3 separate regions of the Homo sapiens genome follow, and all the other regions are linked to region 2. Evidence: chromatin loops called from intact Hi-C (ENCODE). Cell type or tissue: heart right ventricle. All regions are shown on one strand. Links, peaks and the distances in the headings refer to the core of each region. The heading gives the core; the rest is flanking DNA. Region 1 overlaps HECW1 (HECT, C2 and WW domain containing E3 ubiquitin protein ligase 1). Region 2 overlaps COA1 (cytochrome c oxidase assembly factor 1). Region 3 overlaps MRPL32 (mitochondrial ribosomal protein L32).

Region 1 (10,964 bases), core at 1,869-9,868, 270 kb before region 2:
AGGAGTAATTAACCTGATTGGTTGCATTAATTTCAAGAGGTAAGTCTATTGTTGATTTTAAAGAAACTAAGTTAAAAATGCAGCAGCTGATGACATAACAACTATACCATGGTTTTGTTTAATTTCTGACACTAAACATGTATACAAACAAACATGAGTGTGGTATCCACTTAAACACAGAGCCCATCTTTGGAACAGCAGTCTGTCCACAATGAACTGGGTGCCGGCATGAGGGGAACCTTCCTTGTTTTCCATTAGCATCTCCAAGGACCCAGAGGATTTGAGTAACATAGCAGAATTTGCTCAACAAATAATGTTCTATATTTAACATTTAAAAGGACCCTTTGTTCCTGAATATATCTCTCCTTCTGTTTGCCAGTGAGCTCTAGGAATTAAATCACAAAATTAAACCCACCTTTCTTCCTAATTAATTTATTTTTATTTTTGATCAGTTCCGTAGAACTAGAGTGAGAAGAAATAACCATCCTTTCCATGTGTGGATATTCTAGGAAATATTCAGCATTTGAGATCCTACAACCATTTGACCACCATTTTTCAGTCTCTCTCCTTTTTGACCCAAGGGATAATGGAACACTTGCTATTTGCATCAGCAGAGGACAGAAGAAGGAAAAGGCCTGACCTTTGCCCTCTGGCCCTTAAAGGCTTTTGCAAGAAAACCAGCATGGTGTGAGGCAGGAGGAACCATCTGAAAAAAGGGCCATCCTTTGTCCCGGGCCCTTCTCACTCTGCAAAGATCAAGAGCACTGGCCTCTGATTATGTGACCCAAGCAGCTGGTGCTGCAGGCCTGCCTTCTGCATGGCTGCTCTACATGCCTGAGGACACCACTTCAGAACATCGTTCAGTTCATTATAAGTCCGAACTGAGAACAGTATAAGCTATGTCTGTTGTAGGTTTTCTTTTAATAATCTGAGGCATGCATCCTGTGGATATAATGTTTATTTCTAAACTTTCTCCATGTTTGTCTTTCTTCCTCCTTCTTTCCCATTTCTGTGTTTTGAGCTTTCCTGTCGCCGTCTTTCTGCTTTTTATCTACTTCCTTTGTCTCTTGTCCTTTCCTCTTTCCGGAGCACCCTGGCTTGTCTGATTTCTCCTCAAAATAATCTGGACAGTCCTGAGATCCCTCAGCCCCTTGGCTCCCCTCCCCAACCCCCCAACCTCCAGCTTTCCTACTACAGGAATTTACTTTCTTGGCTCGCCAGCTCCTTGACCTGTCTTGGTACCATCTAAGAGTTCATTCCCCTCAAAAATCTGAAAAACAGCCTTTCGGCAGCCCTGTGATGAAACCTATCCAAGTGAGGAGGTGTCATTTTGCATAAGCCCAAGGAACTTTTGTGGAACCTTATAAAACGCTGCATTTCCCTCAAACAGGCCTATTTCCTCCACTGGGCTAAAATCAGGCTCTGCTAATTTTCTCTTGTGTTCCTTTCTGGTGCCACTTTCTGATTCAGGAAATTCGGGTCATTACAGAATCAGACTCAAATCCTACATATTGGACTGTGTGGCGCAGATCATTAGTTATGAAGTGTTTTGATTTTCTTCTTTTTTAAAAAAATATTTCCCCCCTCACGAATGACTGTGAATGTAGCAAACTGACACACACACACAAATGGATTTCCCACTCTTTGGGGTTGTTTCTTGTAGTGCTTAGTTTTACAGTCATGCTTTTTTGATGATGTTGCCACGGCAGTGAATGAATCTGAATGTATTGACTATCTTGTCCGTAGGTGAATGTCCTATACTCCATAATTCCCAGCCAGTAAGCCAGCTTCCTTCCCTGAGGCCTGAACATCATCACTACCCAACAATCGATGAGCCTCTTCCACCAAGTAAGCTTTAGTTTTTAAAATCTGTGTCTTAACTCTTCCTATCAAGTCTAAGCAGGTCAGTATGAATTTGTGTGTAAACATCTAAAGTCTTTCCCGACTCCGTGCCTTACAGTGTTAACAAAGACCAATATGACACCTGCTCTAAAAACTGGTGGTTTTTTGGGGGTTTTTAGTTTGTTTTTTTGACTAATAGTTTCACCATGTGATCTTGAAGAGATAACACAGTGTTTTCAGTGCCTCTCAACTTCTGAAATGGAGAGCATTTCTCTGTTAGACTTGACTAGTCTTTGCAAACTGTTCATGACCTTTAAGTCCCAAATTTTACATTTTATATTTAAAATTTGCAGTTCAAGATAGAATAATCCTATTGTTCTCCATTGGATCTGTTACGTCACAAGCATCTCCATATGTTAAAACAACTTCAACCCATCTGGGCACATGAACTTGTACTTTCCTTACTATAACTTCCATCCATAGGGAATAGCTTCAAATTTCTTCTGCAGTTCTTAGGGGTTGCCAGGCAAAATATCATCTTTAAGATAGAATTCAATGTCAGTTTCTCCTGGTAACTGTAGTGGGTAATTAATAATTATCTAACTAGTCATCTGAACTTGGGAAATTCATTTAATCTCTCAGGGACTTAGTTTTCTCATTTGTAAAATTTAAAAAATAAAGTTTAAATGTCTCCATCTGCTCAATGAAAGATTTGACCTAGATAGTCTCTAGATACCATTCTAGCTTTAACTTCATAATACTCCATTTAATAAATTTATAGGAAGAAATTGATACCCCAGACATTATATATTCACTTGGCATCACATATGTTCATGAATTCTAGAACATCTCTGTTTTGGTTTTGCTTATTTTTCAAGCAAAGATAGTATTTAAGATTTGATAGATTTTACAACTACGAAATCTTTCCAGAATGCAAGGACCCAGTGTTTCTTTACATTCTTTTGCCTGTGCTTACATGAAGCAGTTACAGTTTTCAAAAGGAGAAGTGCTTATTTCTTAGTTCATCTGTTCTTGGTAATGTGCTGTACTTTACAGGAACACCACTCCTCTCCCTATTCAACTGTAATTTATTGGTGAGAAATCAAAGAACATCTTTTATATGTGGACTAATTTAAAGAAACACAATATTTGTTTTTCAAGGGCAAAGCCAAACATCATGTCCTTGAACTTTTGATGCCTGATTTCTTTCTTTCTTTATACACTGATTTATGGACATTCTATAAATGAAGAGTAACATTTTAGCATCACTACAAATACTTCCTAGGTAACATTTATTTGAAAAATATGTATAACATGTTATCTCCAGGAAAGGGATGCTTTCCCCACAACAAATAACCTTTCAATGCATGAATCTACTTCGAATCTGTGCAGTACAGATGACTAGTTATACATGCAAATATTATAAATGATTGTACATAAATCCGTTGTAAAATAATTGCTTTATATAAGCCACTTTCAATAATGAGAACAAATTTCTCCAGACAGCTTTCAGTTTTCTATCCATATAACAGTGAAAGACCTTAGAAAAATTGGTAATGAATCCTACCAACTGAATATTGTTAAATAATCTCAAATAGTACAAGAATTACCTTATTGCTGATATTCATTCATTCAACAAATATTTATTGAATGTTTGCCCTGTGCTAGGTACTATTGTGGGTAAGCAAAACAAAGATTCCTGCCCTCATGGAGCTTACAGTCTAGTCTGGAAGACAGATTAGCAAACAATAAAATAATTAAACAGGGACTGGCCTAGCATAGGAGATGCTATGGAAAAGCAAAAATAGACCAGGGTGAGGGATCTCTGAGTTCGTGTGGGGGTGGCTGGTTTGCAGTTTTAAAACAAGTGGTGAGAATAGGCTTCATTGAGAAGACAACACCTGAGGGTTAGGAGAGTTATCCCTGCAAGTGTTGGGCAGGAAGAGCTTTGCAGGCACAGGGAATGGCCACTGCCAGTCGGGAGTTGGAAACACCCTGCTGGGTTTAAGGAACAGGAGACCAGTGCATCTGGAGCAAACTGAGGAAGGGAGAAGGCAGCAGGTGATGTGGTTAGCGAACTAGCAAGGCCCAGATCATGCAGGGCCTTGTAAACCATTTAAGGGCTTTGTAAATCACTTAAGGGCTTTTACTCTGAACGAAAGGAGGACATTGTAGAGTTTTCAGCAGAGAAGTGACATTGTCTGCCTCAGGTTTTGAAAAGTTTGCCCAAGTTGCTGTGTAGGGAATAAATTGGGAAGAGGAAGGATAGAAGCATGAGATTCAACATAAGATTATGTCTTTATGCAGGAACCCAGGTGACAAACAATAGTAGCTTGGGCCAGGGTGGGAGCAGTGGAGGTGGTGAGGAGTGGTCTGATTCTGGACATATATTTTAAAGGTAGATTTGATGACAGATTGGATATGGATGTGAGAGAAAGATAGGTATCAAAAATGACCTAAGAGTTTCAACCTACAAAGATGGAGTTGTCTTCAACTGAGTTGGGTAGGAAAGACTGCAGGCAGAGCAGGTTTTGATGGGAAGGATCCAACACTTGGTTTCGATCATCCTGTGTTTGAGATGTCATCCAGGTAGTAATGTCAAGAAGGAAATTGAATGTGTGACTCTGAAGTTCAAGAGAAAGGTCTAGACTATGCAATAGTATTACATTTGTTAAAATTGTTCAAAATACACAGTTGTATAGGTTTTTGTTAATATAATAACTAAATATGATACATTATCAGGTTCTATATTGTTCTTGGACTTTGTGGAGAACATATAATTTAGTGTGCAATAGATCCTTTGGTCACAAATGAATTGACCTGACCTGCACTGCTATAACTTGCCCCAGAATCGTGAAGGTACTGTTTTCAGGTGGCTCTTTAGACAAACCCATGGCATCACAGTGCTGAGCCCTTCAAGTCATGCTGATGCCTGAAGTTCCATTTCAAATTTATTTCCTTTGGTTATAAAATATGTGAAAGTAAATTCTTTACAAAGCAACCCAGAAAACATGTTCATAATTTCTGATTACACTTAGCTATTATTTTCTGAATACATATGAGTATATAATTAGCACAATACATTCCAGGTATTTAATGTATTGACAAAAGAGCCCAGCTGTTTGGCTTACTACACTTTTCCATGAGGAATTGAAACATGTGATGATAAATTATCATTATTGCAGCTTCATTTTCTAGCTTTTTCCCTTAATTTATAAAAGCCAACCTTTGTCTGCGAAGGACCCCTTTCTTTACTGTAGGTTCCTGGAGGGCAGGGTCATGTGTCACTCATCTCTGTGTCCTCAGGACCTGGCACAGTCTCTAGTTCAGAGTGAGTGCTACACAGTTTGTTCAGTCAAATTAAATTCCACAATGCTCTTCAAAGACTAATGCTCATTTTTTGTTGGATGACAGTCATGTTGGATTCAAGAAAAATAGTTGTCCTACTGCTTTTACTAATATTAGTTTGGGATCCATTAAAATTTTTAAGTTTCTAGATCAAGATTAATTACCTAGTAATCATATGTATATACAATTTCATCCATGAGCTAATTACCATTTACACTTAACACTTGACAGCTGGATTATCATTAGATAATCATTAGATCTATTTTAATCAAAATCTCCTAGGACATATTTATACAATCTGCCTACATTTTTCCTTCAATTTGTCTCATAAGTTAAGTTTGGTGTTTGGGGATACTTTGGTTTTTACTGGGCATTATTTGACAATCCATCAGGTCAAGCATAAGCCATCATGCCACAAACAGATATACTATGTACATATAAAACCATAAATATGCCAAATATATTTTTTCCCTTAAAAAAATGAGAGTTGCTATGTCATTACCTGAATGATAAGTTTTCAATGAAACTGTTAGTATCTGACCTACTCCCGAAAGCTATGGCTTTTCTCACTGAAAAGGCTGGATGGTTTTCCTCCTTTTGCAGTCACTTTTGCTTTTCCTTCTTCTTCTTTAGTCTTGTGCATTTTCAGCATAACTTTATCACACTGCTGCTGTTTCCACAATGTGATATGTGGACTCTAAAAGCTTTGCCCATCTCTGTACAGCAGGCATTGCTCTTCTATGTTTCGCTCAGACGTGAACACATTGCTTCCAGCTCTTTTCCACCCACCTCACCCCAGCTCAGCCCCTGCCTGTATTATGTAGTGAATCATCCATGCTTCCACCTTTTTGTTTTCTTTTTTTTTGTTTTCTTTTGTTTTTAATTTGGGAAGCAAGGGAACTTTTCTTTATCTCGGGCTCCCTCTACAGTTTGTGATGGTTATTTATCAACAAAAGGGTACTTCCTAGTTACTGGTTTCGTTTGGTGGCCAGAGATATTTGACAGCTGCGTGTTGAATATACACTGTTAATTAACAACTTATCAAAACGCTGTTTTGAAACCCTAACAATCATTTCCTTCCATTCACCCACTCAAAAGGAAAGGCAATCTATTAAGTTTACTAAGTATAAGACAGAGGTCATCTAAATTCGCACATCCAAGATTTTAGAACAGTAGTTAAAACTGGCTTTAATCTGAGGGCCATTCTTCTCTCCACTGAACCTAATCGCCCTCTGTTAGACTTAGCAAAGAAAGCATTCTCCAGCATCACAGTGTCAGCTCGCACTGGAGGATACCCCAATCTTCCACAGCTGTCGTTTGAGTAGCCAACAAGAGTGACAGTGGTGATGGACATTTCTAAAGAAATAAATTCATTAAACAGTAGATTTTCTCTTTATAAATTATTAGAATTTTTGTATTCGTCACACCATCACACCATCACGGGTGTGATGACCCGTGCCTGTAATCTCAGCACTTTGGAAGGCTGAGGTGGGAAGATCACCTGAGGTCAGGAGTTTGAGACCAGCCTGCCAACCATGGCCAACATGGTGAAACCCTGTCTCTACTAAAAAATACCAAAATTAGCCGGACCTGGTGGCAGGCACCTGTAATCCCAGCTACTTGGAAGGCTGAGTCAGGAGAATTGCTCGAACCCAGGAGGTGGAGGTTGCAGTGAGCCAAGATCGCACCACTGCACTCCAGCCTGGGTGACAGAGCAAGACTCTGTCTCAAAAAGAAAAAAAAAAAGAAAGTATTAGAATTTTAACATAGGTGTTGATCAAGGAACCACAATTACTGTTTAATATGGCCCAGCAGAGAGTCTAAGTTCATTAAATTGTTTTCTGAGCTCCCGAGTTCATGCCAGTGCCCCAGAAGTCGTGGTGGCAGGTGCTGTGGGCAGGGTCTGGCCTGCAGCCATGAACCAATGGTGAGTTCTACCTGCAGAAGACTTGGAAGTTGTATGTGTTTCACGTGGGTCAGTAGTTTGTCCTTGATTTTTCTTTTTGCCTTTTTATTAAACACTAGACTGGGAAGCTCGAATTGACAGCCACGGGCGGGTCTTTTATGTGGACCACGTGAACCGCACAACCACCTGGCAGCGTCCGACGGCAGCAGCCACCCCGGATGGCATGCGGAGATCGGGGTCCATCCAGCAGATGGAGCAACTCAACAGGCGGTTGGTGATCAGTATGCAATGAGCTCCCCTAAACCACAGTGAAAGGAGAATGGCAGCTAGAGACGCTCCCCTTACACTTTTCTGCTCAGACTGTATGAGGAGACTGGAAAGTAATTAAGTATCTTAAGAAACCTGTTCCTAGTAGGTATTTGGAAAGCTAGATTTAGAATTTGGAGGCGAGAGACAAGTTAAGCTTGAGTGTCATTTAAGGATGGGAAATCGTCTAAACTTCTTAATAGCCTAGGCACAAAAATAGGAGTTTTTAACCAAGGGCCAGTGTATGCCCCTCTCCTGCGATGTTCACCAAGGATGTCAGTGTTCCTTGAACTTTCCAGGCACTGTACCCAAATTATACATAGATACACATTTTTCTGGCAGACTGGTCCACACCCATCATACAGTTCTCAAAAGGATAGAGACCTCAGTTAAACACATTCCAAGGATAGGTTCCATAAGAAAACTAAAAGCTGCTTGGAGAATAAACTGTCTCATAAATCACTGTATGCATTCCTACCCTGATTCCATAATTGATATATGCCCATCAATAATAATTCTTGAAAAGCCTGCATCTTAGAAAAAGAAATGTTTACAAGCATTTTTTGAGAATTATTTTGTTGAAAAACTAGGCCCTCTCTATTGAAATTGTAAAGATGTCATTTTGTTTTTAACCTGCAAACAAAGCCTTAAACAGTATCAGGCTTAAACAGTGGTCCATTCATGTCAGAGATGATGCAGTAAGCTAGTATAAAGCATTGTCTCTGACATCTTGCTCTTTAAGACTGGAGTGGCAGCTTCAGGATACTTTTAATTACCAGGAATGCAAACTGAGGCTTCCTTCAGTTGAAATTGCACCCACATGCTGTCTTGCTTTCATGTCAAGTATGAAAAGTATGAAGGTGAAGGAAAAGTTGAGAAAGACGAAAAAGAATGAAGAACTGGGTTTGTGGAACACACCTACTGATAGCAAATGCCTTTGAGACTTAACTGTTATCTGCCAGAAAGAAAAGGAGGAGAAACAATTTAGTCCTATTAAAAACACATGGGGCCGGGTGCAGTGGCTCACGCCTGTAATCCCAGCACTTTGGGAGGCTGAGGCGGGTGGATCATTTGAAGTCAGGAGTTCGAGACCAGCCTGGCCAACATGGTAAAACTCTGTCTCTACTAAGAATGCAAAAAAATTAGCCAAGCGTGGTGGCAGGCACCTGTAATCTCAGCTACTCAGGAGGCTGAGGCAGGAGAATCGCTTGAACCCGGGAGGCAGAGGTTGCAGTGAGCTGACATCACACCACTGCACTCCAGCCTGGGAGACAGAGTAAGACTCCATCTCAAAAAAAAAAAAACAAACAAAAAACATGGAAACAAAAAAATAAAAATGAACTTCTGTTTACTGTTGTACACAGAGGAGCATGCTTTAGGTGAAAATCACCAGAACATTTTTTCATTGCCTGAGCGTTTGGAAGACATTTGCTTTCCACTTTTCCCCATCAGCAGCCGAGTGTTTTAAGTCATTAACAAAAACCATAAAAGACTTGCATTGGCAGCACACTTTACAATCATTCTCACCCCAACAAAGCGTGTTACAGAGAGGAAGTCCTGATAACCCAGTTTTACTAGACATGAATGGACCAAAAATCCATGGGAGAGTCCTTTCATGGTGATTGCAACAAGATTCGTGTAACTAAAAATGTAGAAGACACAGTAAGCTCATCTTACATAGAGACCCTGTTGATTCCATAGGCAGAAGTTAGCCCCTAGGTCTGTCTTGCCAAAAATGATAAGCTCCAATTGTTTAGCAGAGAAACAGGGGAGGGTATCGTCAGGCTGTATTCATAAGAGGTACTGTTTTGAACACTAACCAAAGCAAGACAATGAATCTGAAGCAGAAGGAAGCACCTTGACCTATGGCATAAACCCATGAAAGTTTATCGGGGTGATCTGCTTGCATAATATAAAAATTAGGCCAAATCCATCCTGAACCAGGTCTCCAAATAAGTTTTATAGCCTTTGATATACAAACTCCTGTGCCCTCCAGTGGAGATGAACATGCTGGGAGAGGCAGCTGGACCTTGCTGAATAGGAAGTTGCATTTGCTACATCCATCTGGACAGATAAAAAGAAAAGGAATTTAGCACTTTGAGAAGGTACTTATTTCTTGTGAAAAAGCATACCTAGGGAAGATCAGATAACCTTCAGATAAGTATCCAGATTTTTCCATACTTAACCTATTGCTTTGAAGCATTTAAAATTTTTTGTATTTGGCATTATAACAGGCAGCCCAAGAAAGTACATTTCCAGTCTTCTATCCATCTCACATGCGACCACACAGAAAGTCGTTTTTTTGATAACCCACAGTTATCCAGAGAAATTTACAATGATTACTGGCTCACAGCCATGTGGAAGTATTATTCAGTGTTGCAAGGAGTTTCCCTTGAGCTGAACCAGATGATTGTGAAAATCAAATGTGTTTGTGCAAGGAGACATAAAACTAGGAAGTACAGAGTACACAATAGCAATCAATGTGTAAGCTTGTGTGGTAGGTCGCAGTGACCATGTTCCAACTCAGCCATTCCCCAGACGCGGCACACTCTTCCAGGCCTTTATGGCTTGGCCACATGCTCCCATGGCAGGAAAATGCCTCCCACCTGCCTCCCACCTGAAACATATCTCATCCTACAGACCTGACTCAATGTCGTGCCCCAGGAAGCCGTCCCAGAATCCCTCACACAGAGCCAGTGACTTCCTCCCCTATAGCTTCTGGAATGTGCCTGCCTCTGTGCCTGTTCTTACCTTTTTGCCTTACTCTTCTTTCTACCCTTTTCTGCTCCCAGCACCTAGTGTGGTACCAGAAGTTTAATACTACTCAGTACAAGATCATTTTCTGAGTTAATTCCCATGCTTTCAGAATATCCAGAATTAATTAATTCTACTTTCACAAATATTTACTGAAAAGCAGAAAATATAAATATGTATTCTTATTTTAAATAATCAACTGAAGTTTTATTTTTTAATTATTTGTATAAAATTATGATAATTTAAGGGAAATAGAAGTTTTAAATAGAAAAAAGTGATCTACACTCTACCCCAAGGATGATTTAGTTTTTTTTTTTTGAGATGGAGTCTCACTCTGTCGCCCAGGCTGGAGTGCAGTGGCATTATCTCAGCTCACTGCAACCTCCGCCTCCCGGGTTCAAGCGATTCTCCTACCTCAGCCTCCCGAGTAGCTGGGACTACAGGCATGCACCACTGCACTCAGCTAATTTTTGCATTTTTAGTAGAGAGAAGGTCTCACCATGTTGGCCAGGCTTGTCTCGAACCCCTGGCTTCAGGTCATCCCCCCGTCTTGGCCTCCCAAAGTGCTGGAATTACAGACATGAGCCACTGTGCCCAGCCAATTTAGCTTTTTAAAAACATGTATCCATCTTCAATTTCCATATGCATGCACAATTCTTACATGGTTATGATGGTGATATGTAGTTAGTTTCATATTCTTTTTTCACTTACTACACTGTAAGCATTTAATATTGCCGCATAGTCTTCAGGTTAACATGTAATTGCTTGTATAGTATTCCACTGAATGGCTGAAGTTTAGTTAACCTGA
Region 2 (10,964 bases), core at 2,354-10,353:
TGTTTCATAATATTCCTGATACAGGAAAAAATTCATACATTTAACATTGACATTGATCAAATTAATCTGAGTGCATCAAACAGCATCTTTAAATTGAATGTTAAGGGTATGTTGCTTGGTGAAACTCCGTCTCTACTAAAAATACAAAAAAAAATGCCAGGCGTGGTGGCAAGCACCTGTAGTCCCAGCTACTCGGAAGGCTGAGGCAGGAGAATGGCGTGAACCCGGGAGGCAGACGTTGCAGTGAGCGGAGATCGTGCCACTGCACTCCAGCCTGGGCAACAGAGCAAGACTCTATCTCAAAAAAAAAAAAAAAGAGTATGTTGCTTCATATAAGCTTGTTTACCTTCTTAATGATTAACTATTTTGGCTGCCTCCTCTCATTTTTGTTTTGCCTTTGAATATTGCTTTCACTAATTTTAGATCAAGTTCTCATTTCATGTTGAAGTATCCCACAAAAACACTATATCTTTTTCTCTTGTAATTCCTCTCCTAAAGTATTTACAAAGGATGACAGTCTATAGTGAATATTTAAACTCAAAAACACCAACAAACACGGGTAGTATTTAGAGACACAATATAGCAAGAATAACACTACCTGATATGACTTGGCTCTGTGTCCCCACTCAAATCTCATCCTGAATCGTACTCCCATAATTCCCACGTGTTGTGGGAGGGACCCAGTGGGAGATAATCGAATCATGGGGGCAGTTTTCCGATAGTGAATAGCCTCAAGAGATCTGATGGTTTTATCAGGGGTTTCCGCTTTTGCATCCTCCTCATTCTCTCTTTGCCTGCTGCCATCCATGTAAGATAGGACTTGCTCCTCCTTGCCTTCTGCCATGATTGTGAGGCTTCCCCAGCCACATGGAACTGTAAGTCCAATTAAACCTCTTTCTTTTGTAAATTGCCCAGTCTCAGGTATGTCTTTATCAACAGCATGAAAACGGACTAATAAAGTAAATTGGTACCAGCAGTGGGGTGTTGTTGAAGATACCCAAAAATGTGGAAGTGACTTTGGAAGTGAGTAACAAGCAGAGGTTGGAACAGTTTGGAGGGCTCAAAAGAAGACACGAAAATGTGGGAAGGTTTGGAACTTCCTAGAGACTTGTTGAATGGATTTGACAAAAATGCTGATAGTGATATGAAGAGTAAGGTTCCAAGCTGAGGTGGTCTCAGATGGAGATGAGGAACTTGTTGGGAACTGGAGCAAAGGTGACTCCTGTTATGTTTTAGCAAGAGACTGGCAGCATTTTGCCCCACCCTAGAGATTTGTGGAACTTAGAACTTGAGAGAGATGATTTTTAGGGTATCTAGCAGAAGAAATTTCTAAGCAGCAAAGCATTCAAAAGGTAACTTGGGTGCTGTTAAAAGCATTCCATTTTAAAAGGGAAACAGGGCATAAAAGTTCAGAAAATTTACAGCCTGACAATGTGATAGGAAAGAAAAGCCCATTTTATGAGGAGAAATTCAAGCTGGCTGCAGAAATTTGCAAAAGTAGCAGGGAGCCCAATGTTAATCACCAAGACCATGGGGAAAATGTATCCAGGCCATGTCAGAGACTTTCACGGCAGCCCCTCCCATCACAGGACGAGAGGCCCAGGAGGAAAAAGTGGTTTTGTGGTCCAGGCCCAAGGTCCCCATGCTGTGTGCAGCCTAGGAACTTGGTGCCCTGTGTCCCAGCTACTCCAGCTGTGGCTGAAAGGGGCCAATGCAGAGCTTGGGTTGTGGCTTCAGAGAGTGGAAGCCTCAACCTTGGCAGCTTCCACATGGTGGTGAGTCTACAGGCACACAGAAGCTAAGAACTGAGGTTTGGGAACCTCCACCTAGATTTCAGAAGATGTATGGAAATGTATGGAAGCCCAGGCAAAAGTCTGCTGCGGGGTGGGGCCCTCATGGAGAACCTCTGCTAGGGCAGTGCAGAAGGAAAATGTGGGGTTGGAGCCCCCACACAGAGTCCCTACTGGGGCACTACCTAGTGAAGCTGTGAGAAGAGGGCCACCATCCTCCAGACCCCAGAATGGTAGATCCACTGACAGCTTGCACCATCCACCTGGAAAAGTCACAGACACTCAATGCCAGCCTATGAAAGCAGCCTGGAGGGAGGCTATGCCCTGCAAAGCCACAGGGGTGGAGCTACCCAAGACCATAGGCAGCTCCAACAGCATGACCCAGATGTGAGACCTGGAGTCAAAGGAGATCATTTTGGAGCTTTAAAATTTGACTGCCCCGCTGGATTTCAGACTTGCATGGGCCCTGAAACCCCTTTGTTTTGGCCAATTTCTCCTATTTGGAATGACTATATTTACCCAATACCTGTAAACCCATTCTATCTAGGGAGTAATTAGGTTGCATTTGATTTTACGGGCTTATAGGCAGAAGGGACTTGCCTTGTCTCAGATGAAACTTTGAACTGTGAACTTTTGGGTTAATGCTGAAATGAGTTAAGATTTTGGGGGACTGTCGGGAAGGCATGATTGGTTTTGAAATGTGAGGACATGAGATTTGGCAGGGGCCGGGGGGGGAACAATATGGTTTGGCTCTATGTCCCTATTCAAATCTCATCTTGAATTGTACTCCTATAATTCCCATGTGTTGTGGGAGGGACCCAATGGGAGATAACTGAATCATGGGGGCGGTTTCCCCCATACTTTTCTTGTGGTAGTGAATAAGTCTCACAAGATCTGATGGTTTTATCAAGGGTTTCCACTTTGCATCTTTCTCATTCTCTCTTTGCCTGCTGCCATCTATGTAAGACAGGACTTGCTCCTCTTTGCCTTCCACCATGACTGTGAGGATTCCCCAGCCACATGAGACAGTAAGTCCAGTTAAACCTCTTTCTTTTGTAAATTGCCCAGTCTCAGGTATGTCTTTATCAGCAGTGTGAAAACGGACTAATATACTACCATACAGAATAATATATTGTACTGCCAACTTTAGGACTTATTTTGCTTTCAAATTTTTTATTTCTTGAAACACCACTAATAGCGTTTATATGAAGTGGACTATGCATACAAATGTATTATTATTTATTTGTAAGAATAACTGTTAGCAGCAGATAGAGTATAAAAACACATTTATTTATAAGATGGCAACAGCTATGAGACTGGCTGTCTAGATCACAAGCTTATCTCCTAGATGCTCTTGTCTCAGCTCCCAGAGATGTACAACTTAAGGTTTTAGTCGGTGTCAGCATGTCCTGCTCTTGCTTTCCACTTGACATCAGTGGAGCTCTAAGAACCAATCACATCTAATACTATTGACCACAGATCTTTAATTCTCATGAAAATGATTCTGTTTTCCCAATTTGGAATTACCAGTAACTTTCCTCAGGGTTTGGGATTTAAAATAACATACAAATTTCCTGAGAAATTCTGGGAGTGACTTCCCATACAGAAACATAACTTTATCCAGAGATCATCTGCTCTGAACCTCCAGAATCTGTCCCAAGGTGAATAGTATGCATTGGGAGAGTTGTTTCTTAGCAACAATTATCCAATCTTCCTTATTTCATGTCTTTTGCACCTCAATTTTCAGAGATACTTGGCTTTGCTACTTCTTGAGCTTTATGAGGATTTAGAGGATAAATCTGATTGGTTCATAGTTTTTCCCTCTGCCAACTCAGGATTCATAAGTCTTGGGTGTCAGTTAATTTCGACTCATTCTTAGGCTTTTCAGTACTCTACACTATGTTGATGTTGTCTATTTTCCATGTCCATTGGGTTTTTACTGCAGTTTTAATGGGGTTTCAACAGGGAGCAAGATTAGAAGTAGATTCAATCTACCAGGAATCTACATTTTTTTTTTTTTTTTGAGATGGAGTCTCACTCTGTCACCCAGGCTGGAGTGCAGTGGCGTAATCTCAGCTCACCGCAAGCTCCACCTCCCAGGTTCAAGCAATTCTCCTGCCTCAGCCTCCCAAGTAGCTGGGATTACATGCGCCACCACACCCAGCTAATTTTTGTATTTTTAGTAGAGACGAGGTTTCACCATGTTGGCCAGGTTGGTCTCGAACTCCTGACCTCAAGTGATCTGCCCAGCTCAGCCACCCAAAGTGCTGGGATTATAGGCATGAGCCACCACACCTGGCCAAGAAGAGCTTCTTAATAAATAAAACTATCTCCAGCAGGAATGAACTGCCTTGGAAACAAGAAACTCAAGCACAGACTGCACAACTATTACTTATTAGGGATGCCACTAATAGCCTCTAAGCCCCAGATGGCTGTATAGTCCAAGTGGTTAGTGAGGCAAGGCTGTCATACAGAAAAATCAAAGTTAATAAATAATGAAATGCTAGAAGAATGAAATTACAAAAATAAAGTCAAACTAAGTGAGAGCTACCAAATATAAAGGATTATCCACAACTAACAGTATTACAGGTAATCACTGTCGAGTTCTAAATTTCCTTTTCTATTAGAACATAACTTTCCCCACACACCGAATCTGTACTCAGGTGTGCATTTATCCCTAGATTCAGTCTGAGGAGTTGAAAAGTGACAAAGGGATGGATGGCTTCCTGACTACTATGAAAATGTCCCCTGACCCACATATTTCAATATAGTATTAAGCCTTGTTTTCATTACCTGAAATGTATGTTTGCTTACAAACAGGTTTCCTTGAATCTATTCTCCCCACCTCCTCCAATCAAGGAGCAAAGAGAACACCAGAGAAGCTGGAGCACAGTGAACAAGGGGAAACTGGCATGAGATGAGACTATAACAGAAAGAAGAGAGGCCACATCACAGAACAGGGAGGAGGGAGGAATGTTGTGGGTCAAGTTAAATATTTGGGGTTTATTCTACGTAAAATAAAAAGTAAAAGGCCAGGCATGGTGGCTCACACCTGTAATCCCAGCACTTTGGGAGGCCAAGGTGGGCGGGTCACTTGAGGTCAGGAGTTCAAGACCAGCCTGGCCAACATGGTGAAACCCCATCTCTACTAAAATCATAAAAATTAGCCAGGCATGGTGGCGGGCACCTGTAATCCCAGCTACTCGGGAGGCTGAGGCAGGAGAATTGCTTGAAACCGGGAGGAAAGATTGCAGTGAGCCAAGATCGCACCACTGCACTCCAGCCTGGGCAACAAAGCAAAACTCTGTCAAAAAAAAAAAGGAAAAAAAGAGTTCCAATGCTCAGTATAATTTTGTGTTTTTATTGTGGGAAGCAGTAATGTTGCATCCCTGCCTTTCCTCTTTATTAAGCGTTTTATCTAAGTATGATGGACTAGAAAGGATAAAATCAACATGGTCCCCTTCCTTTTTCTTTTTTTTTCAGAAACTTACAAACTTTCTCACAAACTTGTTTAAGAATAAAAATATGGGGAGTGACATGATCAGATTTTACATTTTTTAAAAATGGCTGCTGTGTGAAAAATAGGGGTAATAATATATCCTGGCAGATCAATTAGGAAGCAGTATATCTAGGTGAAAAATCATTGTTCTGTGCAACGAGAGAGGTAAAGATGAAGTGGCCATATTTGAAAATATTTAGGAGGTAGAATTTAGAGAACACTGAGAGGTCTTAAAGTGACCCTGGATATTACTCAGGAGCCTCTGGATGAATGGCAGCCCCAGTCCCTAGGGAAGTATATACTGCCAGACATTAAGTTGCTGGAAGTATAAAGAAAAAGAGAATCCATTTTTTGGATGGGTTAGCTTCGAAAACCTATGAGTCACCTAAGTGCAAATGTCTCACAAGCTTCCTCTTCATCATTTCTCACTGAACATCTCCATTAAGGCTTCACAATCAGGATGCTGGCAATTAGAACCTGTATCTTTCTTCCATGGCTGCTCCATTTACTGATCAATGCCACCAACTACCAGAGATGTTATAAAGGGATTCCTACATGTGATAGAGAAGGCTGAAACATAAAACATCTGAAGTCACACTGATAAGCCTCTATTACTCACAGATTCATCCACAACACTGGAGTTATTCCCGCTACAAAGGTTAACCTTAAGGAAAGAGTTAATTCATAATTCTGCAAACACTGAAAACAAATACAAATGTATTAAGGAATACTTTTATCCATAGACTGCTTTACTAGTAACATTACAAGAATAAGATGAATTTTGAAATAGACTTTAAAAAATAATTTCAATAGTTAAATGTCAGTTCTTAATTAACCATCTTGATTTTCTGATGTAAAAAATGTACAGCAATTATCGTCCAGCTGACAAAAAGCCACAATCTTTATTAGTAAATCCTATTATATAGCACAACACTGCCACCTGTTGGAAGAGATAACTAGCCAAATGTTTTTATTCCTAAACACTAAATGCATGAGAAAGTTTATGAATTTCTCAAAAAAAAATGAAGAGACTGTTGACTTTATCCTTTCTAGCCCAACATGCTTAGATTAAATCCCTAATAAAGAGGAAAAGCAAGGATGTAATGTAACTGCTTCCCACAATAAAAACACAAAATGGCATTTACTTTTTGGTTTTGGTTATTTGGGTAAGGGGAAGATTTAACCATGAAGAGATAGCACTAGGGAGTTTTTGAGGTGAGGCAACTATTCTGCATCCTGACTATGGTGTTGGTTATAGAAATCAGTACATGGGTTAAAATTTATAATATAAAAAGTTTATTTTACTGTACGGTAATTTAAAAAAAAAACAAGGTAAGAGAATACAAATACTCAGTACCATGGGAAAAGTCGTAAGTTATAATGTGAAAGTATTCACATAAATTTCAAAGTTTTGCTACTTATAGCTCAAAGGCTTGAAGCCCAAAAAACATTAGAAAGATTCTAATGTAATACTGCATGCTGACATACTTAAATATGGATGTAGAAGTGTTTCTAAAGACTACCATTGCACACCAGAAGTCAATCTTTGCCCCTAGCACAGAACATTTCAATGAGAGGAACAATCTATAACCAAAAGTTAGGACATTCACCGTTGATTCTGGTAACTTTTTTTTTTTTTTTTTGAGACAGGGTCTCACTCTGTCACTCAGGCTGGAGTGCAGTGGCGCCACTGCAACTCACTACAGCCTCGACCTCCCAGACTCAGGTGATCTTCCCACCTCAGCCTCCTGAGCAGCTGGAACCAAAGGTGTGCACCACCATGCCCAGCTAGTTCTTTTGTATTTTTAGTAGAGAGATGGGGTTTCGCCACTTTGCCCAAGCTGGTCTCAAACTCCTGGACTCAAGTGATCTGCCCACCTTGGCCCCCCAAAGTGCTGGGATTACAGGCATGAGCCACCACGCCTGGCTAGGAAATGCTTTTCCCTACGACAAAACGAGAGTCTCGTTCTATCGCCCAGGCTAGAGTGCAATGGCACAATCTCAGCTCCCTGCAACCTCTGCCTCCCAGGTTCAAGAGATTCTTGTGCCTCGTACCAGCTGCGAGTAGCTAGGACTACAGGCACATGCCATCACGCCCAGCTAATTTTTGTATTTTTAGTAGAGACGGGGTTTCACCATGTTGGCCAGGCTGGTCTGGAACTCCTGATCTCAAGTGATCCGACTGCCTTGGCCTCCCAAAGTGCTGGGATTACAGGCATGAGCCACCACGCCCAGCTAGTACATTCTTTATGTGATTGCATTTCATCTCCCTCAAAAAGCTGGTGCATAAACAGGGAAAGTTGGGTGCTTGGCATCTATGTAATCTTGGTATTTGCTAGATCACTTATGAATGCAAGTGACATCAAAGTTCCACGAGATCTGGAACATCTAAGTCCATCTGGGGACCTTTCCAGTACATTTGCAAATGCCAAATGTCTTAAGGCACCAAGAGCCCACAAGATAAAAGATCACCAGAGTCCAAATGACAGAGACCCAAACTAAGAGCAAAAGTCACATTAAGATACCAGTTCCTCCCATCTCTCCTGATAATATACTTGCTGTTAATAAAATGATATGGGTTGTAAAGTAATAATGAAATATTAAACTGAGACCTTATGAAAGCTGTTGCAATGGGAGGGAGAGGTTGGTAGAAAGGGTGTAACACATATAATCCTCTACCCTTTATCCCTTAGGGCTGCCCTTAAGCCATCCTGTTCCCAGGATCTGGCAGCTACATGCAATCTTAGTTTTCTAAGTTTTGGTTGAGCCACACTGTTGTCTGTTTTTCTACATTTTCCCAGTGATCCCTGGGAGGTCACAGCTATTCAAATGGATTGCAGTACCCACAATAATTTGCAGTTCCAACAACAGGAGAATAGTTGAAAAAAGAATGATACAGTCGTAAAAGAGAATAATGCTGGTCATCTCCTAATCTTCAACTAATGACATGGTTATATTTGCATTGAGGGAGGTAAACTTGCCTGTCAGAAGCAGCAATAGTCACAGCACACCAGGGTAATTGCCAAAGCATCCAAATGGAGCAGTAGTATGATACCGGAATAATTCACAGACTTTTGGAACTATACAAGTTTGCAAACTCACCTCCATTTTAGAGTCTGTCATGATGGGTAATTTCCCCAAAAAGACTAAAAACACAGAAAGCATTAAGAAAAAAAAAAGGCCAGGCAAGGTGGCTCACACCTGTAATCCCAGCACTTTGGGAGGCTGAGGTGGGCGGATCGCTTGAGCTCAGGAGTTTGAGCCCAGCCTGGGCAACATGGCAAAATCCCATCTCAACAAAAAATATAAAAATTAGCCCGGCGTGGTGGCATGTGCCTGTAGTCCCAACTACTTGAGGGGCTAAAGCAGGAGGATCACTTGAGCCCATGAGGTCAAGGCTGCACTGAGCCATGTTCATGGCACTGCACTCCAGCCTGGGTGACAAAGTGAGACCCTGTCTCAAAAAACAAAAACCAAAAAATCTTGGATCATAGAGATGTTTACAATTTGGAAAACTATCCATGATAAACTTTTTATTTAGTCTGAATTGCAATAATTTTAAAACTCAAAGATCTCCAAGTCCTAATACAAAAACACCTACACCCCTTCAAGTAGGAAATAGTCCTTTGGAAAGGTAAACGTGATAATCCATGCCTAAATTACACAATTCCTTTAAATCTCATCTTTTATGCAAATAACAAAAACACTAAAGCATACGGGCAGTTCCTCAAAAAAATCAACAGAATTACCCTACAATCCAGCAATTCCACTTCTGGATACGTATACCTAAAAGAACTGAAAGCACAGCCAGGCGCGGTGGCTCACACCTGTTATCCCAGCACTTTGGGACACTGAGGTGGGCGGATCCCTTGAGGTCAGGAGTTCAAGACCAGCCTGGCCAACATAGCAAAACCCTGTCTCTACTAAAAATATAAAAATTAGCCTGCGTGGTGGTGCACGCCTGTAGTCCCAGCTACTCGAGAGGCTGAGGCAGGAGAATCACTTGAACCAGGAGGCAGAGGTTGCAGTGAGCCAAGATCACACCACTGCACTCCAGCCTGGGAGACAGAGCAAGACTCCATCTCAAAGAAAAAAAAAAAAAGAATTGAAAGCAGGAACTCAGACATTTGTATACCAATGTTCACAGCAGCACTATTCACAATAGCCAAAAGGTGGCAACAACCCAAATATCTATCGACTAATGAATGGATAAACAAAATGTGTTCTATGGAATACAATGTAATACTATTCAGTCTTTAAAAAAATGAAAATTCCAACACATGCCACAACATGAATTAACCTTGAAGACATGCTAAATGAAATAAACCAGACTCAAAAGGACAAATATTTTATGATTCCACTTTTATGAGGACCCTAGAATAGTCACATTCATAGACAGAAAATATAATGGTAGTTGCCAGGGACTGGAAAGAGGGAGGAACGGAGATTTATCATTTAATGGGTGCAGTGTGTGGAGATAAAAGTGCTCTGGGTCGGGCGCAGTGGCGCACGCCTGCAATCCCAGCACTTTGGGAGGCTGAGGTGGGCAGATCACCTGAGGTCGAGAGTTCAAGACCAGCATGACCAACATGGAGAAACCCCGTCTGTACTAAAAATACAAAATTAGCTAGGTGTGGTGGCGCATGCCTGTAATCCCAGCTACTCGGGAGGCTGAGGCAGGAGAATCACTTGAACCCGGGAGGTGGGGGTTGCGGTAAGCTGAGAACACGCCACTGCACTCCAGCCAGGGCAACATGAACGAAACTCCATCTCAAAAAAAAAAAAAGAAAAAGAAAAAAGTGTTCTGGAGATAGATGGTGGTTATGGTTACACAACAATGTTAAAGTACTTAATGGCACTGAACTGTATCTTTACAAATAGTTAAAATGGCCAATTTTATGTTATGTATATTCTATCACAATTTTAAAAAAGAAAAGACAAAACACTGAAACAAGAAACACACAGTTCTAACTGGAATCAAGCCAAGGGGAAAGAATGAAATCTTGGCCATTATATGTAAACAGAGAGATGCAATTTTTTTCTGGAAGCTATTGTATATCACTTTCCTTAGATTCTCAAAATGCTCAGTTTCTAAAAATACTTTTACTACTGGCTGGGCGCAATGGCTCATGCCTATAACCCCAGCACTTTAGGAGGCCGAGGCGGTGGATCACCTGAGGTCAGGAGTTCCAGACCAACCTAGCCAGCATGGTGAAACCCCGTCTCTACTATAAAACAAAAAAATTAGCTGGGCATGGTGGCAGTCACCTGTAATCTCAGCTACTCAGGAGGCTGGGGCAGGAGAATCACTTGAACCCAGGAGGCGGAGGTTGCAGTAAGCCGAGATCGCACCATTGCACTCCAGCCTGGGTACCAAGAGCGAAACTCCATCTCAAAAAATATATATATTATATATATACTATATATATTACTACTACTGCCTTTTAACCAACAAAATTAAAAAAATACAAAACAATGTTAATAGGATTTTATAAAACTACTTTTTCCAACATGCCCCAAACAATACAGAACACAATAGCTACACTCAACCTCTGCATACATTAAATAATCTTCAAATAAATGCCTGCTAGTATGAAAAAAGTACCTACTATTTGGTGACCAACTGTCCAATATGGCTCTCACAAATCTAATGCAGCATATGAAACATGAACAAG
Region 3 (10,964 bases), core at 1,438-9,437, 780 kb before region 2:
ACGTAAGATTTTAGGAATGAGATCTTGCACTGATCTATTATGTGACTTCCCTGATCGCATTTATTCTGAAGGAATAGTTCTTATCCTGTGCATTTATTTTCTTCCTTGAATTATTTTCTGTTACATACGGTATATAGTGTGTTATGTTGGGTACTTTGATCACGAAAGGAAGACCAGCTGACTGTGGGTGTCTTCATACCTTCAGTTGTGCATGCAATCCAGTTTCCAGTAGTGGAGCAAAATGAGAATATGGTTAGGCAAGTAATATACAAGCCTCTTTCTTCCTTTCAGAAAAGGAAATTCTTTTGTTATCTGCCTCACAAATGTTAGTATATTAATCTTATCAAGTGTTTAAAGCTTCTTTAATGATCCTGTTTAGTATTTTTCTTTGTATTTTCTTTCAAACCTACATCTAGAATAAGTTGATAAATCTTTTAGAGGTTATAATGTTTCTATTTTATATTTAAAGTTGGAGATATATATATATCTATATCTATCTCTATATATATATATATACACACACATATATATATCATTAAAATACCCTAAGAATGTAACATAGAAAATAATTTTACATTAAGGAATAATCAGTGTTCATTTTTAAAAAGAAAAATTATACCATATACGAAACCTGTATTCTGTACAGGAATTTGAATTACACTGTGATAAAAAGAGGAAGCCAAGGAAGTCAACTTGTAATGTTCTTATCTTGTTTTCCCTAAGATAGATTGAAAGACAAAGGGAATTCACTTTTCCTTGGTGTCTTATTTAAGATGCTGATTGTTTGGGTCACTTCATTATGTTGACAAATTCCTTATTTGATATTTAGTATTTGGAGTTAGGGGAAATGAGTATTTCTTTTTTCTTTTTTACATAACTACAACTGCTGTGTTTAAGTAAAGATACCAGATTCAGGTTGGCTGAATTCTAGTTCTAGTTTTTCTCTAATTCAAACTCAGTGTTGCTTGTCTTCAGTCTTCCTGTTAAAGTGAGGTGGAACTAGATGGTGTATGATGACCTCATGTAGCCTGAACATCCTAAGAAAGTTAAAATGTAAGCATTGCTCCTGTCAGTGGTTATTTGTTCGTTATATTGCCTCATGTTAAAATACGTTTTTGTTTATTGTTTTAAAGAACAACATAGACGTTTGTCCTGAATGTGGTCACCTGAAACAGAAACATGTCCTTTGTGCCTACTGCTATGAAAAGGTGTGCAAGGAGACTGCAGAAATCAGACGACAGATAGGGAAGCAAGAAGGGGGCCCTTTTAAGGCTCCCACCATAGAGACTGTGGTGCTGTACACGGGAGAGACACCGTCTGAACAAGATCAGGGCAAGAGGATCATTGAACGAGACAGAAAGCGACCATCCTGGTTCACCCAGAATTGACACCAAAGATGTTAAAAGGGTAACTTCACAGTAAATCATTTCTCCTGAAATAGAGGAAGATTCTTTATGTTGTTGTGCTTGTTTTTAAATCATCAGTATAGTTTAACACATTCTTTCTAAGCAGTTTTGTGTGGGATAATTTGAAGAATATATTATGAGTAAACTCCGAAAATTTTGTTTATCCAAAGGCTCAATGGATTATGTTTCTATTATATACAAGGTTTTAAGTAAACATAAAATTTCCAGAACAAAAATAAAAAATTTAAAATTCATAGCAAAAATTCTGTGTTTTGGCTTTGGTTTTGTTTGCCAGTGCCTTTTCTTAGACAAGAATACTTAACACAGATAACTCCATTTAAGTAACACATGGAAATAGGTTATTATTTGCATTTTTGGTATTGTTTTTTAAGATGGTAGGTGTGGCAGTAAGAATGGTTTTTGTTCTTATTTTTCTCTTAGCAAATTAAAATTGCTTTTGGAGGAAATTACTTTTATGAAACATACTAATTTACTTAGGTGATAGAAGTACTTCTTTACATTTTACATTAAATCAAAATCATATTCAGAATATATGAGATAGCCTATGTTTTGGAAGAGATTATTAGTAAAGATGTGAGCAGATTCCATAGCACACTGAAAATGTGATACGAATGTTCTTTGCATTTTTCTTTTAATATGTCCTTTTAGTTTATTTCACGTTTTATCAATTTTATCTCATTGTAACAATAGGCAATAGGCTCTTTAACTTAACTTTCTTTTTTTTTTTTTTTGAGATGGAGTTTCGCTCTTGTCGCCCAGGCTGGAGTGCAATAGCCTGATCTCAGCTTCACTGCAACCTCCGTCTCCTGGGTTCAAGAGATTCTCCTGTCTTAGTCTCCCAAGTAGCTGAGATTATAGGCGCCTGGCACCACGCCTAGCTAATATTTGTATTTTTAGTAGAGACAGGGTTTCACCATGTTGGCCAGGGTGGTCTCAAACTCCTGACCTCGGGCGATCCCACCTTCCTCAGCCTCCCAAAGTGCTGGGATTACAGGCATGAGCCAGTGTGCCTGGCCTTTAACTTAACTTTCTACAGTTAATTTCTTATTTTCTTCTACCTCTCTCATTCCTGTGTCCACCTTGAGCCCAAGGTTTGCTATTTTGTTTCTTGCCTCATTCAAAATGAAAAAAGTGAGGTAGCTATTTAAAACACATAATGATAAGCAACTTAGGGAATTATAGTTAAAGGTAACATCGGTAGACAAGATAAAGCCCAGGGAAGTATTTACAGCAAAAATACATGCTGCAGTAACCTGAACACATACTATATTAGGCAGCATATTTGACTCAACATTTTTTTTCTTTTTTTCTTTTTTTTTTTGAGACGAAGTTTCACTCTGTCGCCCAGGCTGGAGTGCAGTGGCACTACCTCGGCTCTCTGCAACCTTCACCTCCCAGGTTCAAGCAAGTCTCTTGTTCTCAGTTTCCCAAATAGCTGGGATTACAGGCACCGGCTACCATGCCCAGCTAATTTTTGTATTTTTAGTCCCGACCTCAGGTGATCTGCCCACCTTGGCCTTCCAAAGTGCCAGAATTACAGGCTGAACATTTTTTTCTTTGGAAAGAAAGAAGATTCACTTGCATGGATCAGTCTTCACAAAGTAAGACAGATAATCTAGAAGATGCATCACTATCTTGGTACTAAGGCCTGAAGTGTACTAAGGCCTGGGGCTTCATAATGAAAATTGTATAATGGCGCAATCTATGTTAACATTCCTAGAGGTAAAATCACCAATTTCATTGGGTATGGTATAGGCCAATGTTACGTTGAAGTGCAATTCAGTAAAAAATTTTTAAAACTTCCAAAGTGTTAGAATCCCAGCAAATAGCTCTTTCAAGGCTGGGCTTGATCTAAGCATTAAAAAGTTGAAATTCCAGAGGAATTGGTTATCTGCATATTATTTAGACAAACCTCTACAGATAATTATTTTTAACCCTGAGAAGTCATACAATGCTGTGTGTCAAAGATAGACTTGAGGTGGAATCAGTGGTTCATGAACACTGGGGATGAATATATTCAACTGCCTACTCAGTATCCTCAGTTGACTAATAGGTTGCAAAGTGTATCTCCAGGTAACAAATTGTCCTTTGATAGTACAGACTGAATGTATTCATGTATTGATCTGGCTGCTACAGATGTGAGAAAAAAACATTCTTATGTTGAAAGCTTAACCTCCAATGTGATGGTATTAGAAAGTGAGGCCTTTGAGTGGTAATTAGGGAATAAAGGTATACCCCTTATGAATAAGGCTGATGCTCTTATAAGAAGAGACGCAAGAGTGTTCTCTCTGCCCTCTGCCATGTGAGGCTCCAAGGAGAAGGCTGACTACAAATCAGGAAGCAGGTCTTCACCAGAACCAAATCTGCCAGCACCTTGATCTGGGACTTTCCACCTTCCAGAACTGTGAGAGATGAATCGTTGAAGAAACGCTGTTTGTTAATTTCTTAACAGGAGCTTGAGCTAAGACAGAGGCTCTATATGCAGGTAACCTAGTGAGAGTACGTGGGCAGAGTGACTGTTTTCTGTTTTCAATTCATGAATGGAGAAACTTATTATAAAATGCATCCCAAATTAGGCAATTATTAGATAGCAAAACCAGATATCTAGTCCATGTCAGAAAACCATGTCATAAAGGAGAGTACTTTCACTTTTACGAAGGGGTTGTCCCATCAAAGTTTTCTTTATAATACATTTTATCACTTCATGCCTCCAGTTTTTACTATGGCAGAAAATCATTATGAGTTGGAATTAAACCAATTATGTAACTGATTCAGGTTTTGAATTAGAAATTAATTCCCTTGTCCCTACTCATTCCCTACAACATGAAGATGTTGAGACATCTTACTAGGTTATTTTGGAAGGAGTCATTCTTGACTCTGACATCCCACCTTTTCTCCCTTTCACATCCAACCTGCGAGCAAATCCAAAAATCCCATTGATTCTACCCTCATTATATACTTAGAATCTGGCCATTTAACATGAAGATTTATGCATACATATTTTTTCTTGGGAAACCAAAAATAGTTTTGGTGCACTATGGATGACCCTAATGTAAATAAATTGTGATCTTTTAAAAATACGATTTTTTCATAATTTGTGTAGTGTGACTTTTAAGTTAAAAATTTATTATTTAAAGAGGTTCAATGAGTAGGGGCCTTTGTAACATTCATGATACGGGGATTGCCCTCCCACTCTCCTCAGATAACTGTTTTCTACACCTGCCTCCACCCTCCCATATGCAATTATGTTTCAGGGGCAGGATTTGCCCCTCAATATTTCTAAATCTGTGCTAAGGAATTCTGCTACGATTAGTGTTTTTCTGGCAAATACACAAACATAGATGCTCTGTCTTCAACTGCAATTTTTAGGGAGCAGTGTCATTCCATGGTCTAGATTAGTGAATAACATTTCCATCTTGCCTTTGAAACAGGATGGTGTCGCTTCCAGCTGCTGTCCTCTCGTTTTTTCCACAAAGGGCATCCAGAACAGCAACAGCTAAGGCAAATAGAGAGATATTCCCTGGTGCTCAGTGGAATGTCCCTGGGCTACTCTTTACCTTACTTCCAACCTTCGTGTTACCCTGCCCCTGTGTTCCTCTGCTGGCCCCGGTGACGGTCTGTGCACTCACCTCCTCCACGTTTGTGGAGTCGCTAGTAAGCATTAGGCATGCAATTTGGAGGTAGGACAGGAAGAAAGCTAGAGGGTTAACGAGTTCCAGTCTCTGGACCCTGGTGTTCAAGCTCAGAGCCAGCTTTACAGTTTCAGCCTTTAAACTCACATGAGGAACTGCTACAGTTTACTAGGCATCAGCAAGCCGCTCCACTAGGGGGCAGCAGGTGAATTGCACTGAAATTCTCAAATGAAATAATAAACCATCAGGTACAGCAATGCTGGGGACATTGTCTGTTTCTGCCAAAGCCATCAGCCTGTGGCTAGCAGACAGGATTACTGCAGGGGGAGAAAAGGCTGTCTGCAACGCTGAGTGAAAGCTAGAGGCTGCCAACAAAACTGAGCCTCCCTATCACTGTGTCCAGGGCTTCTCTCCCTCCGCCCTGGGTCAGTTTGCTCTCGCCAGTGTTCCCTCCTTGATCCTCTTCTTTTCCAACCCTACATCCTTGGGTACATGCAGCCAGCTTAATTCTAAAATCCTTTCCAAGAGCATCTTTCAGGATAAAAACTCTTTTCCAATATTCCCCAATATTACATTTCGGTAACTAAAAAGAACTACTGATTTTCTCATTGACATTCTTCTAATCAGTAGTTCTCAACCAGGGATGATCCCCTTCCCACCCCAGAGGACATTTGGCAATGCCTACAGACATTTTTGGTTGTCACGCTGGGGTAGGGGGGTGAGGGATGATGAGAGCTACTGCCTTCCAGTGGGTAGAAGCCAGGGACGATGCTCAATATTTTCCTCTATCAGACTCAATAACACTAACTTTTTTGAATAAAAAATGTGACATGAAAATATTTTAATTTTCTAGAAGTCTCAGTGAGCCATCTTATTTTCTTCCATAATTTAAATATGCAGTGATGACCCTCAGGTCTGTGTATCTAGGTCTCATTTTTCTATTAATCTCCAGACCCATGTTTCCAAATAATACGAGATTTCCATTAGAACGTCACATAAGTCTCAGTAGATCATAGCCTAACAACTTTTCCAAATCTCTCCCTGTAAATTTGCTTCTCTGATAGCCTAGCTTGGTTCGCTTATTCATTCAACAAATATGTCTAACATTTCTCCAACCATAGACTACCTCTGATTGACTAATGGACATTTCGGGGTTAGCATATTGAAAACGGAACTGCTGATCACCCCTATCCCTTACCCCACTAGCCAAACTTGTACCTCATCCAAACTTTCCCACCTTGACACAAATCAAATTGCTCCAGCAAAATCCTACTCATTCTTGATTTCTCCCTTCTCATCCCACATAAGCAACTCCTTTGACTCTACCCCCATAACATATCCTGAGTCCCAAGTGGCATTCAGTTTGGAATGACAGGAAGGGATGCCAGTGTAAGGAGAATGTGCTGGGAAGGGGCAAGAAGGGATCTAGGGAGACAGGCTAAGGGTCTCTGGAAGAAATCCAGGCTGAAGATGATGTAGCCCAAATCAGAATGGTGGCCAAGGACAGAAAGAACTAGAGGAAATAGAGATACATATTTCAGAAGTGGAATTGGTGAGGACTTGGTTGTAGAAATGCAGGAGAGGGGAAAACAGGATAATTCCCAGGTTTCTAGCTTGAGTAACAGAGAGGATGTGATTAGGGAGCCTGTGAGAGGTGAAGGCAGATTATGCAGGAAACTCAAGATACCCATTTTCGAGAAGCTACATTTGAAATACTTATTGGACATCGAAACTGAGATGGCAAGCAGGCTAATGGATATGTGAGTATGTAAATTTGGAAGCAGTCAGCAGATGGAGTGTATTTAAAGCCATTAAAATGAATGAGATTATCCACAGCAAGTACTTATGAAAGAAGAGAACCCGAAACTGAGCCCCGAGGAGAGGGGTAGCCTGTCGAGGAGGACATTAGACTGTCACGCCACAGATTCCAAGAGGGAGAGCATTTCAAGAAGAGGAAACCAGCCATCCTGTCAAATGCTGCTGGGAGGTGAAGATGAGGATAGGAAAGTACCCAATGATTGTGGCAATTGGAATTCATCTGCAAGATGACAAAAGTGATTTTATTTCAGTGTTGATGGCAGAAGACAGACTGGAGTGGGCTAAAGAGAAGATGTTTGCTGAGGTGGTAGAGGCCGTGTTCCTAGACAGTTCTTCCCAAAAGTTTTCTTCTGCTAGGGAGTAGAGAAATGAAGCAATAGCTAGAGGAAGATAGGGAATTAAGAGGCCACTGTGTGTATGAGTGTCTGTAAGTGTGTGCACTGCAAACTGAGAGATCAATATGTATTTATGCTGCTGGGAATTATCAAGTAGGAGAGGAGACTGTGGATGCAATGAAGCCAGGTTCAGGGGAGGTCTTTAATGCAGCTCCATCATGAGAGGATGGGCCTCAAGGCTTGCGCTTATTAGGAAGAAGAATGCATTCTCTATTGTTACACCTGAAAGTTGAACCAGGAGGAGGACCTAGGACAATACCCTAGAAGCCTGATTCATTTTCATGCTTTTCTGGAATATGTTGATATGGTTTGGATCTGTGTCCCCACCAAATCTCACATTGAAATGTAATCCCCATTGGTGGTGGTGGGGCCTGGTGGGAGGTGATTGGATCGGGGAACAGATTTCTCATGAATGGTTTAGCACCATCTTCTTGGTACTGTCCTCATGATAGTAAGTGAGTTCTCATGAAATTTGGTCACTTTAAAGTGTGTGGCACCTCCCTCCTCGCTCTCTTGCTCTTGCTTTAGCCATGGGATGTGCCTGCTCCTCCTTTGCCTTCCACTATGACTGGAAGCTTCCTGAGGCCTCACCAGAAGCAGATGCTGCTATGCTTCCTGTACAGCCTGCAGAACCATTAGCCAATTAAACTTCTTTTTTTATAAATTACTCAGTCTTAGGTATTTCTAGCATTGCAAGAATGGACTAATACATATGTCTAGAAGCATGAGTGTCTGAACCTGCCGTCACCACAGCCCCATCTATAATTTTGCTTTTCATGTTTTTCTGCCACTAGATGTAGACAAAATAAAAAATTCCATTCAGTCAAATATATTGATGATTTAATGGCCAGTGTCATATGTCATGTGTTTTTCCAGAGGTTTAATGGTTATTTTTCCTGATTTTATCTTGCAGAGTATGAAGGCCAGGGAAATCAAAGTATGTACTTCTAGTTAGCATAAGATGTAGTTATAGGGGGTTAAAAATAGCAATAGGTAAGACACATTCTCAAAGCTTTTGAAAAAGTTATTGCCAGTAAACTTTCTCATTCAAAAACTATTTATTAATATATGTACAGATATTTAATATTTTAAAAATAATATTTTTATTAATATATTCTTTACATTGAGCTCGAAATCATTTTTCTTCAATATGATGGGTGGCATTCACTCAACACCTATTATGTGTCAGGCATTCTGCCTATGTTAATCCTTAAAATAATATTATGGAGCAGATAGTAATAATTGCGGTCACTATTTATTAGTGTTTACTATGCATCAGGCACTGTGTCAAGAGTTTTACATAAATTACTGTTGACATAAAGGAAAAAAATCTGACGCTAAATTAATATTAGTAAAGAGATTATTTGGGCCAAGTTTGAGAACTGCAGCCCAGGAACATAAATTCAAGTTGCCCTGAATATACACTCAGACTAGCAGGAGTTACAAGCAGGTTTTGTTTGTTTGTTGTTTGTTTGAGACAGAGTCTCACTCTGTTGCCCAGGCTGGAGTACAGTGGCGCAATCTCTGCTCACTGCAATTTCCACCTCCCTGTTCAAGCAATTCTCCTGCCTCAGCCTCCCAAGTAGCTGGAATTACAGGCACATGCCACCAAACTCAGCTAATTTTGTATTTTTAGTAGAGATGGGGTCAGGCTGGTCTCGAACTCCCGGACCTCAGGTGATCCGCCTGCCTCTGCCTCCCAAAGTGCTGGGATTACAGGCGTCAGCCCCACGCCTGGCCACAAGCAGGTTTTTAAAGGAAAAAAGAAGCAGCAACTTCTAAGTTGTTTACCAGGAATTTGCATTAAATAACACAAGCTGTTGATTGGCTATACATTGTTCTTTGTAACACATATTCCAGGAACGTGAAGATAACAGGTGAGGCAGCAAATCAGGAACAAAATAACCTTAAACAATTGCCCCAGGTGGTGGAGTGTGACTGAAGACCCATGTTCCTGTCTCTCTGGGCTTTTGCAAAGGTCTGCAAGGTTCTCTGAGGCTTTTGCAGACCTCACATAGCTCAGGCTGCTCTGAGCTATTTTTCTTTTTTCACTACTTATTAAATTTTTATATGGCATAATATTATAAAATTTTAACTGGTATTTTTTTCTGTGACATTTTCTTGTGTCTTTTGGCCTTCATCTGATTCAGAGAGGCAGAGCATTTTATTCATTTTCCCCAGGAAGGAAAAGCAGAAAGTTGGGGTGGGAAGCATTTCAAAATCCTAGCCTTTTTTGGGGAAAAAGCAAAGAACTAAAGTTTTGGAAAAATGACTGGGGCAAACACATGTTTATTTAGTAGCTGGGCTTTCCTGCCCCAAGAACTAGACAAAAATGCCCTGGGCCAGAGGCGGGTGAGGGGGGTTGTATGAGGGAAGCTAGCAAGCTTGTCCAACCCACCTTATTTTGTCGTTGCTGTTCAGTTTTGTTTTGTTTTAGGCTTTTAGCAGCCTGAAGTCATGGTTTTCACTTTCTGTCTCTAGTAATGAGCAGAAAAGAGGGATGAGGAAGGGGCTTTACTGGCCCAACCAGAAACAGAAACTAAGAACCCATGACTGTATTCTCTCCCCTGGACAACCCTGTCAGAGAGCAGGAATATGAAAAAGATCCCTGTCCTGTCCACCTCACCCAGTCCCCAGCCACGGTCCACCCCTGCAGGGAGGGCTGCTGTAAGCTTTTTGGGTGGAGCCCCAGGAAGGCAGAAAGACTCCTGGGAAGAAGTGGATGTGTGGTGTTTTTAAGTGGGTGGAGCCCTTTGCAGTGTTTCAGAGAAGTAAAGAACCACAGCAGTCTCTGGTCCTGATAAGGTCATGCAGACAGGAACCAAGGATGACAGTTAAGACTGTAGGTATATGAAGACTAAGGGCCAGAAGTTTGATGACTTCTCATTGGATGCTGAGAATCCCCATTCTCTCCTTTATCACTAGGCAAGCACTCCAAAAATTAACGAAAAAAGGTAAAAGCATCTGTGGGAAAGACAGTGTGCTGTGTGTGTGCATGGGTGTATGTGTGTGTTGGGCACAAAGGGAACCCATTGTCCCGAGCTGGCAATTGTGTCATCATCTGGTGGAATAGAGCCTCACAGTAGGAATGAAGTAACCCTGTGATGTACACTTGGGTGTAGAAGCAAAGTTTTGCCAGTGTCAAACCAGCAAAGGGGCTAAGATTTGAGCCTAAACTGACTGCAAATTCTAATCCTAGGGAGTCTAACACTATGCTAGATTGCCTTGGGATTTATAGATGGTGAACATGACTCATGGGAAGATGAAAACACTTGCCCACAATCCAGAGCTCATGGAGGGAAGTTGGTGTCTGAACCCAGTCTTGGCTCTTTTGTCACATGCCTCACTGCCTCCTTAGAGTTAGTATGTACTAATTTTAAAGCTGAACTTTTTTCTTTTTCTTTTTTTTGAGACAGAGTTTTGCTCTGTCACCCAGGCTGGAGTACTGGCACCATCGCAGCTCGCTGCAGCCTCTGCCTCCTGAATTCAAGCAATTCTCATGCCTCAGCCTCCCAAGTAGCTGGGACTACAGGTGTGCACCACCATGCCCTGCTAATTTTTGTATTTTTAGTAGAGACAGAGTTTCACCATGCTGGCCAGGCTCATCTCGAATTCTTGACCTCAAGTGATCCACCTGCCTTGGTCGCCCAAAGTGCTGAGATTACAGGCATGAGTTGCTGCACCTGGTCAGC

The links. Peaks named below come from ENCODE experiments on the same cell type or tissue, not always from the same donor. Only the 100,000 strongest peaks of a DNase experiment are listed, where the experiment ranks them.
Region 1: a loop joins it to region 2, with 2.8 times the contacts of the local background. A loop is called at or near these places in 19 of 110 quality-filtered maps.
Region 3: it touches region 2 in a loop (6-fold over the local background); 40 of 110 quality-filtered maps call a loop at or near these places.

The regions. Positions count from the first base shown.
Region 1 is chr7:43,449,082-43,460,045 of GRCh38, forward strand. HECW1 (HECT, C2 and WW domain containing E3 ubiquitin protein ligase 1) reads left to right here. Exons shown (of 30, transcript NM_015052.5): 12 at 1,747-1,848; 13 at 7,216-7,366. Among named protein-coding and RNA genes, the nearest start is that of LUARIS, 68 kb to the right of the region's middle. In heart right ventricle, for the core only: a CTCF peak has its summit at 6,103; no DNase peak of the experiment used is centred there; H3K27me3 peaks cover 347 bases.
Region 2 is chr7:43,715,177-43,726,140 of GRCh38, forward strand. The region is part of intron 1 of COA1 (cytochrome c oxidase assembly factor 1); the gene reads right to left. Among named protein-coding and RNA genes, the nearest start is that of COA1, 8.9 kb to the right of the region's middle. In heart right ventricle, for the core only: CTCF peaks have their summits at 6,242 (motif pointing left) and 6,446; no DNase peak of the experiment used is centred there; H3K27ac peaks cover 431 bases.
Region 3 is chr7:42,936,189-42,947,152 of GRCh38, forward strand. MRPL32 (mitochondrial ribosomal protein L32) reads left to right here. Exons shown (of 3, transcript NM_031903.3): 3 at 1,134-1,669. The coding sequence ends at 1,388. Among named protein-coding and RNA genes, the nearest start is that of MRPL32, 9.3 kb to the left of the region's middle. In heart right ventricle, for the core only: a CTCF peak has its summit at 5,255 (motif pointing right); a DNase peak (open chromatin) is centred at 5,253.